Linked DNA regions of Homo sapiens: region 2 is linked to region 1. Evidence: chromatin loops called from intact Hi-C (ENCODE). Cell type or tissue: tibial artery. All regions are shown on one strand. Links, peaks and the distances in the headings refer to the core of each region. The heading gives the core; the rest is flanking DNA.

Evidence for each region. Hi-C counts contacts between places; a loop is a spot of excess contacts. Peaks named below come from ENCODE experiments on the same cell type or tissue, not always from the same donor. Only the 100,000 strongest peaks of a DNase experiment are listed, where the experiment ranks them.
Region 2: a loop joins it to region 1, with 4 times the contacts of the local background. A loop is called at or near these places in 15 of 110 quality-filtered maps.

Annotation. Positions count from the first base shown.
Region 1 is chr5:147,233,483-147,236,397 of GRCh38, reverse strand. STK32A (serine/threonine kinase 32A) reads right to left here and starts at 1,372. Exons shown (of 13, transcript NM_001112724.2): 1 at 1,199-1,372. It overlaps STK32A-AS1 (STK32A antisense RNA 1), which reads left to right and starts at 1,539. Exons shown (of 4, transcript NR_147190.1): 1 at 1,539-1,685. In tibial artery, for the core only: no CTCF peak of the experiment used is centred there; DNase peaks (open chromatin) are centred at 1,617 and 2,053; H3K4me3 peaks cover 1,828 bases; H3K27ac peaks cover 1,910 bases.
Region 2 is chr5:147,390,421-147,393,335 of GRCh38, reverse strand. It overlaps DPYSL3 (dihydropyrimidinase like 3), which reads left to right. Exons shown (of 14, transcript NM_001197294.2): 14 at 1-2,528. It also overlaps a transcript of STK32A not described here. Among named protein-coding and RNA genes, the nearest start is that of DPYSL3, 120 kb to the left of the region's middle. In tibial artery, for the core only: a CTCF peak has its summit at 1,281; DNase peaks (open chromatin) are centred at 1,415 and 1,855; H3K27ac peaks cover 1,040 bases.

The DNA of each region.
Region 1 (2,915 bases), core at 130-2,629:
GTCTGCAGTGTTACCTAAGCATCATTTTGAGATGTGAAGAGGACAGCTACCATCCATGAAAATGAAAATCCAAAGCATATGAAATGTAAAAGGAGGAGAAATTTGTCTTGCAGGGACACAGGGAGTTTTCAGAGTCTACCCTGACCTGGCCGATTATCAGATTATTAACTGGGAAATAGTTCCCTAATACCAACCTTTCATCTTTGGCCTGTAATTTGGGGGTTGTCAACAGGTAAGCTTCTCTAACCACCAAGCCTCCCTAGATAAAGAGGTGTGGTCTTCTAGGATTGGAAAACATAGGAGGTGATGCAAGAAAGTTGCAACTTTTGATTAAACATTTTAGGTTTCATTGTCACAGAATGTGCATAGACACAACTTATTTTGTTTGCATTTGAAAAACAGAACTTCTTAGTTTAAGAAATATTTTAAAAATAGGGGGCAAAAACATGAAAAATGCCCAAGTTAATAACACTCTCAGTTAACAATTGTTTATATTTGGTCATCTTTATATCATCATTTTTATTTTTAAAGCATTTTAGGGAAATATTATTTCCACCTTAATCCTAAAGTCCAATTGATTTCCCTTTCACACTTTCCAAAGACAGCCACAATCACGGATGTGATAAACATTTTACAGTCCCCCTTCTATGATTTTACAAACATGACAAGTGTCTTAAAATAAGTCACCTAAATGGCATGAGAGAGTGGATATATTTTGCATCTTGCTGTGTCTATCTGCCATCATACTTCTGAAATCTAGGTACAGGCATGCTGATCCCTACAGCTCTGATTTTAGCTTTTTAAGTGCTGCATAGCAGTCCGTTGTGTGAATACACCACATTTTATTTTTTAAGTCCTGGGGGAAAAAGTCCTTGTGGAGATGAAGCAATCATCAAAGGCAGCTAGGTTTTGCTTGTTTAGATGCTGGAGAACAAGCAGAAACACCTCCACTCACTTGTCTCAACCCAGCAAATATTTATTGAAGTCTGTCTGGGTCTGCACATGAGTCAGTGCCAGGCAGGGGAACCTGGATGGAGTGCAAAATAGCTGGAATTGGCCCTAGCCTGCATTTAGTTTTGTGAGTTATCTTGATCAGCAGCCTTTGTCTTCTCTTCTCCTTGCACTTCCTAGCTTCCCAACAGTACCCTTAGTATGCAGGTTTATTGTTATTATTCGTTAAATCTAGACCACCACTCACCTAGTCTCGATTCTTCCTTCATTCCTCCCATGAGGCTCGGAGCGATGCTTTCATCCAGGGAACAGGGACTAAGAGAAGAACTCCAAGAGCAAGGAGCAAGAAAAGGCACCTATCTGCCCGGAAGCGGCGGAGGCTGCGAGCGCCGGGCTGGGCTGGGCTGGGCTGCGCTGGACTGAGCTGGGCTGGGCTGGGGAGGCACCTGCGGCTGCCAAGGGGTCCGAGCGCCGCCCAGCGCACAGCTACCCCGGAGGGGCGGCTCCTTGGCCAGGGAAGGAGGCGGGATCTGCTTGCCAGCGGGCGTCTCCGCTTAGCGCTCTCTCCAGAAACCGCTGGGCAGTCTCCTGGGTGAGCGCCAGACGCCTGGGGTCCGTTTGCCGCCTGCTGAGACTAGACAAGGACCCCGGGAGGGCGACGTTGGGGGAGAGGGCTACGGATGGAGGTCCCGCCGCGCTTGGGCCGGGTCCGGAGCCACCAGGACGCACAGCGGGTACTATTACGCCCCATATCACGGGAACTGCCTCACCCCCCCTGCGATGTGGATCGTAATAGCCGGGGGGGGGGGGGGGGGAGAAGGGGGGTGCTATTACTCTCCATATCGCCGGGGGTGCCTCACCCCCCTGCGATGTGGATCCTAAAAGCCGGGGGGTTGAGGGGGAGAGGGCGGTGCTATTACTCCTCATATCGCGGGGGAAGCCTCACTCCCCTGCGATGTGGATCGTAATAGTCGGGGGGGAAAGGGGGACGCTATTAATCCCCATATGGCAGGAGGGTGCCTCACACCCCAGCGATGTGGCTCGTAGTAGCCAGGGAGGGAGGGGGGGTCCTATTACTCCCCATATGGCGGGGTGTGCCTCACCCTCTTGCTATATGGGAATTAATAGCATTCTCTCCCCTCTTGGACATTAGAAACAATTTCACAGTGTGTGTGTACACAGCCTGCGATATTGAAACTAACAGCATCCTATCCACCTCCGGTTATTAGGAACAATATCACAAAATGGTGTACACTCTTTGCGAGACTTGGAGTTCTATCGTGCTGTGTTTCCCTGAATATTCGTAGAAATGTGACAGCGTGGGTGTACACCCACTACTATATTGGGAGTAACTTCGTACTCCACCCCCTGGAAATTAGGAGAAATATCACGGAAGGGGTGTAAAGCCACTGCGATATTTGAAATAATATCATGCCCTCACCCACTAGTTATTAGGAACAATATCACAGGACGGTGTATACCTTCTACAGTATTGGGAGTAATATCATCATCTCTTTCTTTAGATATTAGGAACAATATCAAAGGGGGTTGCACACCCAGTGTATTATTGGAAGTAATATCATTCTCTCTTCTTCTAGATTTTAGGAATCATATCACAGGCAGGGTGTACCACCCTTATTATATTAAAAGTAATGTTATCTCCTTTCGACCTGGATATTAAGAACAATAAGAAATGCGTTCTGTACATCCTTTGAATATTGGTAGTAATACCATCTTTTCCCTTCCTGGATTTAAGAAACAATATGACTTGTGGGGTGTCCACCCCTTGCAATATTGGGAGTAATATCACCTCTCCCCATGAGGTTATTAGGGACAAAATCACAGGGTGGGTGTACACTTCCTACGTTATTAAGAGTAATATCATCCACTTTCCCCCTTTATATCAGGAACCATATCACAGAAGAGGTGTACACCCCCTGTGATATTGTCAGTAATATCATCTC
Region 2 (2,915 bases), core at 196-2,695, 160 kb before region 1:
CTCAGGCCTCTTTCTTAGTGTTGCTTTCAAATCCTTCTCTTTCCTGGGTTGGGAAGGCCAGGCAGGGACAGAGCAAATGACACTTCTCTTCCTCTTGCCCTCCCTGCCTCTTTGGTGCTCTTAAAAGCCAGCAGCTGAGAACATAGCACAGGCCCACGTGGTGAGGGCACCCACAGCTTAAAGACGCTTCCTTCTAAACACGGCGAGGTCACCTCTCACTCTTCTGTCTTTGCAAACCGAGAAGAGTGGCATGCTTCTGGCATCCCAAGTCAGGATTTTAGCTCAGATGAGGCAGAATGAAGGGCCTCTCTTACAGGCAGTTTGTGTTTGATTCTCTCGATCCTGGCACATCCATGATAAATAGGAGTTTTTGAAAGTTGGTTTTATTAGGTGTTCCCTAATTTTTACCGTAATAGGTCATCTCAGCTTATATGAAAGTCAAGTGGGGAACTGGGAAAGCCAAAGTCAGTCTTGAGCAGAGGGAGCACATTTTGTGGACCTGGTTCCACCTTTCCATTCCAAACCACCTGTTTCCCCTTCCATTAGCAGAAACTCTGGGGGAACTTTGTGTCTCAGTCCTAGAATCTCCCCAAGTGAGTGGAAGTGACATGATGCAGTCTTCCTCATGGGGCACCTGAAAGAAATTAGTGTGGGTGCTTCGATCTACCTTGTCTGTCAGAGTTGAATATCTCTTTCCCTATCATGCTGCTTCTGAAAATTCAGTTTTGGAGCAAGTCCTGTGAGCAAGATAAGAATCTATAGAACCAAGATGCTCATTTTCAGAAGAAATATGTTCAACCTGGGATCAGACTTCCATGCTCTGGGGAATCCAAGTGGTAGCACCTGTAACCCTGTGTACTAAGTGCTTTGAAGAGAAGAGCAGGCCTCAGACACCTTTTAATTGCTTAGGAGAAACCATTGTCTCTGACTGCAGGTTTGAATAAGTTGAAGACCAGAGAAAAGTACACACTGGGCTACAAAGGAATTTGGAGATAGCCAAGGAACAGGATTTCCCCTAGCAAGCTACCTTCTGTTCAAATCATGAAAAAAGACTATTTCCCCTTAGAATAGGGAAGCTTGCTATTTTAAAGCTCTTGTAGTGCTTTTCTTTTAAGGGAGATGTAGTAAAAGGGAAAATGTAGCTCTTAGTTTACACTTCAAAGATGTGGGGGTCTTTCAGAGAACTAAGAATAACAGTTTTATGTGCAGAGAGAGTTTGCCAGATCTGAAGCATATACCTCATTGACTAGGCTGTTACTTTGGGATAGGTTGCAGTACCAGCCACAGCCAGCAGATAGAGGAAAAGACACACATAAACTCGCTTCTGAGCGTCCACTTCTGCACTCTCTGCTCTGCTGTTACTCAGCCCCTGAGTCTGACTCATCTCTGCACAACCTCTCTGTGCCATGAAGATAAGTCTTCCATGGCCAAATCGGTCATCCGCACTGCCCTTGGGACTTCCGAAGTGAACCATTCCACCAGAACCTTTGATTCTGCACAAGATTTCCTTGCTCTGGGAACAACCCCCAAATGCCCTTGGGAGGAACAACATGAGCTCAGGAAGCCTCTCTTTCTTCACTTACCATTACTAACTCTCCAAGCATAGAAATCCCTGGGAATTGCGAGAATAACTCCCACTATTTTAAAATTTATATTCAGATTTGTTTCGTTTCATAAGACACATCAAACAGGCCTATACAAAAGGTTTAGGAAAAGAAAACAATGGTGAGTCCCGGCCCTCTTCGAATTCACTGGCACCTCATGCAAGTGTAGGAAGGCACGCTGGATCGTCTATCTGATTCCAAAGCTGTCCTTTGCCATCTCATCCCTTGGCCTGCCCCCCAACCCTGAGGATGCCCCTGCCATCCCCCCAACCTCCTCATATTGCCTCTGAACCCAGATGGCAATCCATCCCGGTTCTCTCTGAGGGCCACGGGCTTGGGTAGTGGAAAGGGTGTTTGGGAAATTGTTAAATCAGTTACCCGTAGTAGAGCTATTTCTTGTACTTCTAAGTTTTCTAGAAGTGGAAGGATTGTAGTCATCCTGAAAATGGGTTTACTTCAAAATCCCTCAGCCTTGTTCTTCACGACTGTCTATACTGAGAGTGTCATGTTTCCACAAAGGGCTGACACCTGAGCCTGGATTTTCACTCATCCCTGAGAAGCCCTTTCCAGTAGGGTGGGCAATTCCCAACTTCCTTGCCACAAGCTTCCCAGGCTTTCTCCCCTGGAAAACTCCAGCTTGAGTCCCAGATACACTCATGGGCTGCCCTGGGCAGCCAGCATTCATTGTAAGTTCCCTCTTTGAAAACTGGTGTGTGGGTGTTCAGTTCTGTGTCTGGTGGGTATGGACAGACAGTAATCTCCTGTGATCTGTGCTAGCTGTGAGGCAGCTCTGGAACGTGAAGAGCTGTTTGGTTTGAACCGTGAACAAAACTGTGTTTTGAGTTTAGCTGACATTAAAGAAAAAAGTTCATCACGTGACTGTTAATGTAAACCTGGTTATTAAAATAACTATGAAATTACCAACATTGTTCTCCAGTCTTCTTCTTTGTGTGATGTGCATTTTCACCTATAATATTAAAATTGCCCAGTAGAACTGAAAGGGTTAGTAAGAGGGGCAGGCAGATCTGCTGATAACAGAGTTGTCTGGAGAAAAATTGGGGGCTTCTATTTTTGAAATTGAGTTGTTAGTTTTGACCACCAAGCTTGATGGCCATTTTGAAACTTTGGAGAATGAGTAAGTTTTTTTCTTCTGTGGATCATCAAATTTAGTATTATATGCCATTTGGGATAAATCTAGCTAAGTCCAGAACAGAGCCATAAAGCTTTTTGTTTTGGGTTTTTTTTTTTTTTTTGGTCTTTCCCCTAAAGCCTTGCTATTTGATTGTTTTGGAAGCATTTTCTGCTTCTTTT